Regions from separate parts of the Homo sapiens genome. Here region 2 is linked to region 1. Evidence: read pairs that join two places in POLR2A ChIA-PET (ENCODE). Cell type or tissue: GM12878. All regions are shown on one strand. Each heading gives the region's core, and the rest is flanking DNA. Links, peaks and the distances in the headings are about the cores only.

Region 1 (5,229 bases), core at 1-5,000:
TTTGAGACAGGGTCTTACTTTGCCACCCAAGCTGGAGTGCATGGTGTGATCACAGCTCACTGCAGCCTTGACTTCGGGGGCTCAGGCGATCCTCCCACCTCAGCTTCCCGGTTAGCTGGGACTATAGGCACAAGCCACCGCACCCAGCTGATTTTTAAAAGTTTTTATAGCGACAGGGTTTCACTATGTTGCCTAGGGTGGTCTCAAACTCCTGGGGCTCAAGCAATGTGCTCACCTTGGCCTTCCAAAGTGCTGAGATTACAGGTATGAGCCACTGCGCCCGGCCTATGTTTTCGTTCTTTAGTGTTCTCTTCAACTCTCATTAGTCAATCCCCCATGATTTCAATCCCCTAATCATTCCTTATGTTGGACTTTTGCTTCAATGACTGTGTGGATTCTGTCTCCTGATTAGCCCTTGACTGATATAATACTGTAGTAGTGTTCTTTGATTTTCTTGTTCTTTTTTTTTTGACAGGATCCTACTCTGTTACCCAGGCCAGCAGGCCAGGGTGCAGTGGCATAATCATGGCTCATTGCAACATTGACCTCCTGGGCTCAAGTGATCCTCCCACCTCAGCCTCCCAAGTAGTTGGGACCACAGACATGTGCCACTATGCCTGGCTAATTTTTTTATTATTTTTTTGTAGAGATGGGGTCTTGCCATGTTGCCCAGGCTGGCTGCGAACTCTTGGGCTCAAGCAATCCACCTGCCTCAGCCTCTCAAAGTGCTGAGATTACAGGTGTGAGCCACCATGCCTAGCCCATGGTTGTTTTTAAATCTGTCATTAGGCCGGGCGCGGTGGCTCATGCCTGTAATCCAAGTACTTTGGGAGGCCAAGGTGGGCAGATCACTTGAGGTCAGGAGTTCAAGACCAGCCTGGCCAACATGGTGAAATCCTGTCTCTGCTAAAAATACAAAATTTAGCCGGACGTGGTGGCAGGCGCCTGTAATCCCAGCTACTCAATGGGCTGAGGCAGGAAAATCACTTGAACCCAGGAGGCGGAGGTTGCAGTGAGTCAAGATTGCACCACTGCACTCCAGCCTGGGCAACAGAGTGAGACTCTGTCTCAAAAAAAAAAAATTAAATCTGTCATTAGTTATTCTCTCTCATGTCTTCTCCAAGATGAATTTCAAAAGCAGTTTTCATATGCTATAAAATAACCCTAAGAGTTTAATTATAACATTAAAATAACATGTTAAGTTGTTGAGAAAATAACAAGTTAAGTTGTTGAGAATTTTTTTTTTTTAATGGAGTCTCACTCTGTCACCTAGGCTGGAGTGCAGTGGTGAGATCTTGGCCCACTGCAACCTCTGCCTCCCAGGCTCAAAAGCAATCCTCCCACCTCAGCCTCTCAAGTAGCTGGGACTACAGGTGCATACCACCAGGCCAGGCTAATTTTCTGTATTTTTGGTAGAGACAGGGTTTTGCCGTGTTGCCCGGGCTGGTCTGGAACTCCCAAGCTGAAGTGATCCTCCCACCTCGGCCTCCCAAAGTGCTGGGATTACAGGCCTGAGCCACTGCGCCCAGCCTGTTGAGACTTATTATAAAGCTTCTACCCAGAAACATGAGTTAGCCCCTAAAGGAGGTAATGCTTTTGATGGCTGTCTGCTCATTCTTGCTCATGGGAAGTTGTTTCTTCATATGGCTGTGAGCATGTTGAGAAGGGCTGTGTTCCACCAAAGTGTTCTTGTAGTTGCTTCTGCTGTTTTAGTCTGTTAGAGCTGCTGCAACAAAATACCATAGACTGAGTGGCTTGTAAACAACAGAAATTTATTTCCCAAAGTTCTGGAGGCTGGGAAGTCTAAGATCAAGTCACTCTCAGGTTCTTTATCTGGTGAAGACCTGTTTCCTGGTTCACAGATTGCACATTCTCACGTGTTCTCACATGATGGAAGGCGTGAGGGAACTCCCTGAAGCCTCTTTTATACAGACGCCATTCCATTTATAAGGAATCTACCTTCATGATCTAATCACCCCCCTCCATAGTATCACATTGATGATTATGTTTCAACACATTTATTGGAATAGGAGGACAAAAACTCAGACCATGATATAGAAACAGCCTGGGATTAATTTTTATGATAATGTATCAGCTTGAATTTCCCACGGAATAGACTGATTTAGGCTCCTTGCCCGCCTGGAGATTAGGAAACCTTGTTTTATTCCCAGCCAAGGCAACAGCTGAGATGAGCTTCCCGGTTGCCTCCCTGGCCAGTGGGAAGTTTACTGGTCTTCCTTACAAAGTGATTGCAGCCCTTCAAGGGTTCTGGCTTTGTGCAAGGATCTTATTTCTAATTTATCGACCGTCAAAGCCCGAGATTCCATCTTCCGTTCCTGAATGAGGTTAAAAACCGATCTTTCGCCCTTGGGGAACTCGTAAGCAAATGTTCGACTGCCCCCTTGTGGACACTCCTGGCAAGGCCGAGCTGGTCTTTTTAGCCAAGCTGTTTTTGTTTTTCTTTGAGATGTAGTCTCGCTCTGTTGCCCAAGCTGGAGTGTAATGGCGCAATCTTAGCTCAGTGCAACCTCCGTCTCCCGGGTTCAAGCGATTCTCTGGTGATTAACAAATTAGAGTGGTAGACACCCCCTCCCGGCCATCCATCTATAATCTGAGCTCTGGAGGACCCTAGGATGTGAAATCGTGTGATGTTCTTGGTTCCTGTCCCTCTGCTTATGTGTGTGTGTGTATATATATCTATATCTATATATATAGATATATAGATATAGATATAGATATTTGTTTTGTTGTTGTTGTTTGTTTGTTTTTTAAGAAACATGGTCTTGGCCAGGAGCGGTGGCTCACGACTGTAATCCCAGCACTTTGGGAGGCCAAGGCAGGTGGATCACCTGAGGTCAGGAGTTGGTGACCAGCCTGGCCAACATGGTGAAACCCCATCTCTACTAAAAATACAAAAATTAGCCAGGCATGGTGGCTCTTGCCTGTAATCCCAGTTACTCGGGAGGCTGAGGCAGAAGAATAGCTTGAACCTGGGAGGCGGAGGTTGCAGTGAGCCCAGATGGCGCCACTGCACTCCAGCCTGGGCAACAGAGAGGGACTCCATCTCAAAAAAAAAAAAAAAAAATTACATTAGCTGGACATGGTGATACATACCTATAGTCCCAGTTTCTCAGGAGGCTGAGGTGGGAGGATTGCTTGAGCCCAAGAGTTCAAGGCTGCCATGAGGTATAATCACACCCCTGCACTCCAGCCTGGCAACAGAATGAGATTCTGATTATTAAAAAAAAAAAAAAAAAAAAAAAAGGCCAGGCGCGGTGGCTCATGCCTGTAATCCCAGCACTTTGGGAGGCCAAGGCGGGCAGATCGCCATGTCAGGAGATCGAGACCATCCTGGCTAACACGGTGAAACCTCGCCTCTACTGAAAATACGAAAAAAAAATTAGCCGGGCGTTGTGGCAGGCGCCAGTAGTCCCAGCTACTCAGGAGGCCGAGGCAGGAGAATGGTGTGAACCCGGGAGGCGGAGCTTGCAGTGAGCCGAGATCGTGCCACTGCACTCCAGCTTGGGCGACAGAGCAAGACTCTGTCTCAAAAAAAAAAAAAAAAAAGCCTGTCACATGTCACAGGGCCATGGAAGCCAACTTGAAAGAAATTCCAGCAGCCAATGCTGGAACAATTTGAGCAACAAAGTAAATAGCATGGTATTGAATTATAAGTCAAAGTATGAAATATATCCACATGAGTCTATACTGATCATACTGATATAAAATAATTGAATAAATAAGCAAATAGGGGAGAAGAGACAAATCATCCTTACAGAAGAATTTCAAATAATATGTAATATATAGAGATACTCCTTAATCCAAGAGGTAGAGCTTAGTACCATCCTCCTGTAACTGTAGGCTGGACTTAGCAACTAGCCTCCAAAGAATAGGGTATGGAAAGGACAAATAATAACTTTTTTTTTTTTGAGACGGAGTCTTGCTCTGTCTCCCAGGATGGAGTGCAGTGGCATGATCTCAGCTCTCTGGCTCCCAGTTTCAAGCGATTCTCCTGGCTCAGCCTCCCAAGTAGCTGGGACTACAGGGGTGTGCCACCATGCCTAGCTAAGTTTTGTATTTTTAGTAGAGACGGGGGTTTCACCGTGTTGGCCAGAATGGTCTCGATCTCTTGACCTCATGATCCGCCCGCCTCTGTCTCCCTCCCAAGCTAGGATTACAGGCGTGAGCCACCGTGCCCGGCTGACAAATAGTAACTTTATACTAGATAAACTTGGCAAACGTGACTTAACCAGGTGACCAAAGTCGACATCAAGAATATCTGCATAGGCCAGGTGCAGTGGCTTATGCCTGTAATCCCAGCACTTTGAGAGGCCAAGGCGGGCGGATTGCTTGAGCTCAGGAGTTTGAGAACAGCCCAGGCAACATGGTGAAACCCTGTCTCTACCAAAAATACAAAAAATTAGCCGGGCATGGTGGCGTGCATCTGTAGTCCCAGCTACTCAGGAGGCTGAGGTGGGAAGATGGCTTGAGCCTGGGAGGTGGAGGTTGCAGTGAGCCGAGATCATGCCACTGCACTCCAGCCTGGGTGACAAAGTGAGACCCCATCTCAAAACAAAAACAAAAACAAAAAGAATCCGCAGAGAAAAACCACCATCAGCAAAGTCAAGTGACAAACTAAGAAAAAATTCACAACTCGTATGACACACAAACGTTTAATTTTCCCAAAATAAAGACCTCTTGCCGGCCGGGTGCGGTTGGCTCACGCCTGTAATCCCAGTACTTTGGGAGGCCACCTCTTGCCGGCCGGGTGCGGTGGCTCATGCCTGTAATCCCAGCACTTTGGGAGGCCAAGGTGGGTGGATCATGAGGTCAGGAGATCGATGCCATCCTGGCTAACTCTGTGAAACCCCGTCTTTACTAAAAATACAAAAAATTAGCTGGGCGTGGTGGCAGGCGCCTGTAGTCCCAGCTACTTGGGAGGCTGAGGCAGGAGAATGGCATGAACCCGGGAGGCGGAGCTTGCAGTGAGCAGAGATTGCGCCACTGCGCTCTCCAGCCTGGGCGACAGAGCGGGACTCCGTCTCAAAAAAAAAAAAAAAAAAAAAAGACCTCTTGCCATTCACTATTAAGAAGCAACAAAAAGAGCAACAACCCAGTAGAAAAATGGACAAATAACAGAAACAGTTCTCAGAAAAAGAGGCTTTTAAATAGATTAGCTTGAACCATATATAAAGTTGCCAATATTGACTTTTGACTTATAAAACTGAC
Region 2 (5,495 bases), core at 321-5,320, 290 kb after region 1:
ATAAAGAAAAAGGCAGGCGTGGTGGCCCACGCCTGTAATCCCAGCACTTTGGGAGGCCGAGGCGGGCAGATCACCTGAGGTCAGGAGTTCGAGACCAGCCTGACCAACATGGCGAGACCACGTCTCTACTAAAAATACAAAATTAGCTGGGTGTGCTGGCGGATGTCTGTAATCCCAGCTACTCAGGGGGCTGAGGGAGGAGAACTGCTTGAACCCAGGAGGCGGAGGTTGCAGTGAGCCGAGGTTGCAGCAAGCCAAGGTTGTGGTGAACCGAGATTGCGCCATTGCACTCCAGCCTGGGCAACAAGAGCAAAATTCCATCTCAAAAAACAAAAACAGATATAGGCCAGGCATGGTGGCTCATGCCTATAATCCCAGCATTTTGGGAGGCCAAGGTGGGTAGACCACTTGAGCTCAGGAGTTCAAGACCAGCCTGAATAACATGGCAAAATCCCAACTCTACAAAAAATACAAAAATTAGCTGGGTATGGTGGCACATGTCTGTGGTCCCAGCTACTCGGGAGGCTGAGGTGGGAGGATGACTTGAGCCCAGGAGGCGGAGGTTGCAGTGAGCTGATATCGAGCGACTGTACTCCAGCCTAGGAGACAGAGCCAGACCCTGCCCTCAAAACCCCCCCAAAAAAGAAAATGATATAGAAAGTGATAGGCTGGGCACGGTGGCTTATGCCTGTACTCCCAGCACTTTGGGAGGCCGAGGAGGGTGGATCACGAGGTCAGGAGATTGAGAACATCCTGGCTAACACAGTGAAACCCCATCTCTACTAAAAATACAAAAAAATTAGCCGAGTGTGGTGGTGGGCGCCTGTAGTCCCAGCTACTCGGGAGGCTGAGGCAGGAGAATGGAGTGAACCTGGGAGGCGGAGCTTGTAGTGACCAGAGATTGTGCCAATGCACTGCAGCCTGGGCGACAGAGCGACACTCTGTCTCAAAAATAAATAAATAAATAAATCAATAACTATTAGCCCGGTGTGGTGTCATGCACCTGTAGTACCAGCTACTTTGGAGGCTGAGGCAGGAGAACTGCTTGAGCCCTGGAGGCGGAGGTTGCAGTGAGCTGAGATTGTGCCACTGCATTCCAGCTTGGGCTACAGAGTGAGACTCCATTGAAAAGGGAAGGGAAAAGGGAAAAAAGAAAAGGAAAAGAAAAGAAAAACAATGGCATTACAGTAAGAAAAACAGAGATACCTGGAAGACACCAACATGAGCAGGTGATGAGGGCCAACAACAGCAGTAACAGGGCTGGTTAACAGAATGTGCCCCTTGATGTGATGTGCTGAGACTATTACAGCATCATTTTTGTGATACTTTTGCCAAGAAATCATGACCTGAATTTGGTCATAAGGAAATACTATAAGATCCGCCTTGCCAATCACCCTACAGGATATCTAACGGTTGTGGACAAGAACAACCGGGATGACAAAGGATGATCCCAGACTGGAGGGTGTGAAGAGACGCTGACAGCTAGGTGCAATGCACACTCCTCCCTGGGATTCTGGGACAAAACAGAAATGAGATATAGTTGGGGCAGCAAACTGTGAATGGGGTCAATAGATTGGACAATAGGGTTTTATCACTGCAAATTGTCTGACTTAAAGGAGTATGTAGTGGTTATTTGGGAGTGCCCTTAACTGGCGGAAAATAAACACTGAAATATTTAAGGGTGCTAGGATAGCATGTGCATAACATGGTCTCAAATGACCCAGAAAAAACTGATTTAGAGAGAGAAATAGTACAATAGAGTAAATGCAGTAAAACGTGAACAGTTTGGAAATCTGCATGAGGTGAGAGGAATGTGCAAGTTCCTCCCCATCACAGACTAGAAGAAAACTCTATCAGATACACACACAAACATACAACACACATTCATGCAGAGACACACACACACACATCTGATAAAGAACTTAACCCGTCATATATAAAGAACTTCTACAAATAAATTATAAAAAGACAAACATATTGATTATTCTTACTCTTATTATTTTTATTATTTTTGAGACGGAATCTCACTCTGTAGCCCAAGCTGGAGTGTGGTGGCATGATCTGGGCTCACTGAAACTTCCATCTCCCGAGCTCAAGTGATTCTTGCGCCTCAGCCTCCTGAGTAGCTGGGACTACAGGCGCCCACCACCATGCCCAGCTAATTTTTTGTATCTTAGTAGAGACGAGGTTTCACCATGTTGCCAGGGTGGTCTCAAACTCCTGAGCTCAGGCGATCCACCCACCTTGGCCCCCAAAGTGCCGGGATTACAGGTGTAAACCACCATGCCCAACCTACCTATTTTTAAAATAAGAAAAAGACTTGAACAGATACTTCGCAAAAGAAGGTATCCAAATGTCCAATTAGCAGGTATTCAATGTCATTAGGGAAATGCAAATTAAAGCCTCAGAGTTTCCATTTCATGCCCACTAACATGGCTAAAATCTAAAAGACAGGCACTAAATGTCGGTGGAGATACAGGGCAACAGGAACTATATTGCTCGTATTAGTTATCCACTGTAGCATAATAATACTAGCAAAGCTTAGCAGCAGCTTAAACTAATGCATGTTTATTATCTCACAGATTCTATAGGTCAAAAGCCCAGGCACAGTTTAGCTGGGTCCTCTATAAGGTGCCACCAAGGTACTGGCTGAGACTATGGTCTCATCTGAGAACTGAGTGGGATAGGATCTGTTTCCAAACACACATGGTTGTTGGCAACACTCAATTCCTTGTGGGCTGCTGGACTGAGGGCCACAGTCTCTTGCTGGCTGTGGGTTTGAAGCTGCCCTGAGCTCCCTGCCACAGGGCCGTCTCCATAGGCAGCTCACAACACAGCACCAAAGCCAGCAAGGGAGAGAGTCTCCTCACAAGATGAGCATTACGATCTGACTGGGAATAATCAGGTATGCATGACCATACACATCCTGTCACCTCTGCCATATTCTATCAGTGAGGAGTCAATCACAGGTCCCACCTGCACCCAAGGGCACAGGACTACTAGGCCATAAATACCAGGGGGTATTTATCATGGGGGCCACTTCAGAATCTGTCTGCCTCAGTTAGTGGGAATGCAAACTGATACAATCACTTTGAAAAAATTGGCAGTTTCTTACAAAGTTTAAACATACACCTACTCTAAGACACACCATTCCACTCCAACATATGTACCCCCAAAGAAATGAAAATGGGGCTGGGCGTGGTGGCTCATGCCTGTAATCCCAGCACTTTGGGAGTGTGAGGCAATAGGATTCCACAAAGCCAGGAGTTCAAAACTGGCATGGGCAACAAAGCGAGACTGTCTCTACATTAAAAAAAAAAAAAAGAGAGAGAGAGGGAGAAATGAAAATGTATGTCTGTAAAAACACCTGTGTAAGAATGTTCACAGCGGCTGGGCGCGGTGCTCAGGCCTGTAATCCCAGCACTTTGGGAGGCCGAGGTGGGCAGATCATCTGAGGTCAGGAGTTTGAGACCAGCCTGACCAACATGGAGAAACCCCGTCTCCACAAAATAAAAAAAATTAGCCAGGCATGGTGGCGCATGCCTGTAATCCCAGCTACAAGGGAGGTTGAGGCAGGAGAATCGCTTGAACCCGGGAGGCAGAGGTTGCAGTGAGCCAAGATCACGCCATTGCACTCCAGCCTGGGCAACAAGAGTGAAACTCCCGTCTCAAAAAAAAAAAAAAAAATTCATAGCAACTTTATTCATAAAAGCTAAAAGCTGTAAAGAACCTATATGTCCATCAACAGGAGAATGGATATGCAAATTATATCATGTTTCAATGAAATACTTGGAAATAAAAAAGAATGAACTACTAGCTGGGCGCAGTGGCTCACACCTCTAATTCCAGCACTTCGGGAGGCTGAGGCAGGTGGATCACTTGAGCTTGGGAAGTTAAGGCTGCAGTGAGCCATCACTGTACTCCAGCCTTGGTGACACAGCGAAACACCCTACATCAAAAAAAAAAAAAAAAAAAAAAAAGAAAGAAAAAGATAAAAAGAAAACCAGGCATGGTGGCTCACTTGAGGGCAGGAGTTCAAGACCAGCCTGGGCAATTGGCAAAACCCCGTCTCTACTAAAATAAAAAAATTAGCTGAGCATGGTAGTGCATGCCTGTAATCCCAGTTGCTTAGAAGGCTGAGGCAGAAGAATTCCTTCAACCTGGGAGGTGGAGGTTGCAGTGAACTCAGATCACGCCATTGCATTTCAGCCTGGGCAACAGAGTGAGACTCTATCTCAAAAATTTAAAAAAAAAAAAGAAGAAATTACAAACTTATTGGGAAAATGTGGGTGCTGATGAAAAAGCCAAACAGTTTTCGACAGCTGGAATTCACCAGATAATACCTAAAGATTGTTTTCTAAATAAGTCTGTAAAACTACGTGACTCTCTAAAATATATGTATAACTTTGATTAAAAATAAAAGCAATAATGAGGCCGGGCGTGGTGGCTCACGCCTGTAATCCCAGCACTTTGGGAGGCCAAGGCGGGTGGATCACTTGAGGTCAGGAGTTCGAGACCATCCTGGCCAACATGGTGAAACTCCGTCTCTACTAAAAATACAAAAATTAGCCAGGCATGGTAGCATGTGCCTGTAACCCCTGCTGTTCAGGAGGCTGAGGCAGGAGAATCACTTGAATCCAGGAGATTGAGTTCGTAGTGAGTGGAGATCACATCACTGCACTCCAGACTGGGCAACAGAGTAAGTCTCCGTCTCAAAACAACAACAATTCTCTTTGAAGCAATTGTGAATGGGAGTTCACTCATGATTTGGCTCTCTGTTTGTCTGTTATTGGTGTGTAAGAATGCTTGTGATTTTTGTACATTGATTTTGTATCCTGAGACTTTGCTGAAGTTGCTTATCAGCTTAAGGAGATTTTGGGCTGAGACAATGGGGTTTTCTAGATATACAATCATGTCATCTGCAAACAGGGACAATTTGACTTCCTCTTTTCCTAACTGAATACCCTTTATTTCCTTCTCCTGCCTAATTGCCCTGGCCAGAACTTCCAACACTATGTTGAATAGGAGTGGTGAGAGAGGGCATCCCTGTCTTATGCCAGTTTTCAAAGGGAATGCTTCCAGTTTTTGCCCATTCAGTATGATATTGGCTGTGGGTTTGTCATAGATAGCTCTTATTATTTTGAGATACGTCCCATCAATACCTAATTTATTGAGAGTTTTTAGCATGAAGGGTTGTTGAATTTTGTCAAAGGCCTTTTCTGCATCTATTGAGATAATCATGTGGTTTTTGTCTTTGGTTCTGTTTATATGCTGGATTACATTTATTGATTTGTGTATATTGAACCAGCCTTGCATCCCAGGGATGAAGCCCACTTGATCATGGTGGATAAGCTTTTGGATGTGCTGCTGGATTCGGTTTGCCAGTATTTTATTGAGGATTTTTGCATCGATGTTCATCAAGGATATTGGTCTAAAATTCTCTTTTTTGGTTGTGTCTCTGCCCGGCTTTGGTATCAGGATGATGCTGGCCTCAT

The links. Peaks named below come from ENCODE experiments on the same cell type or tissue, not always from the same donor. Only the 100,000 strongest peaks of a DNase experiment are listed, where the experiment ranks them.
Region 2: POLR2A ChIA-PET joins it to region 1 with 10 read pairs; 3 of 35 experiments call an interaction of 5 or more read pairs at or near these places.

The regions. Positions count from the first base shown.
Region 1 is chr11:66,383,523-66,388,751 of GRCh38, reverse strand. No RefSeq gene overlaps it. Among named protein-coding and RNA genes, the nearest start is that of SLC29A2, 14 kb to the right of the region's middle. RefSeq lists enhancers at 2,280-2,574, 5,198-5,229. In GM12878, for the core only: a CTCF peak has its summit at 2,404 (motif pointing left); a DNase peak (open chromatin) is centred at 2,411.
Region 2 is chr11:66,094,695-66,100,189 of GRCh38, reverse strand. All of the region lies in intron 1 of PACS1 (phosphofurin acidic cluster sorting protein 1), which reads right to left. Among named protein-coding and RNA genes, the nearest start is that of PACS1, 27 kb to the right of the region's middle. RefSeq lists an enhancer at 1-676. In GM12878, for the core only: no CTCF peak of the experiment used is centred there; no DNase peak of the experiment used is centred there; H3K27ac peaks cover 338 bases.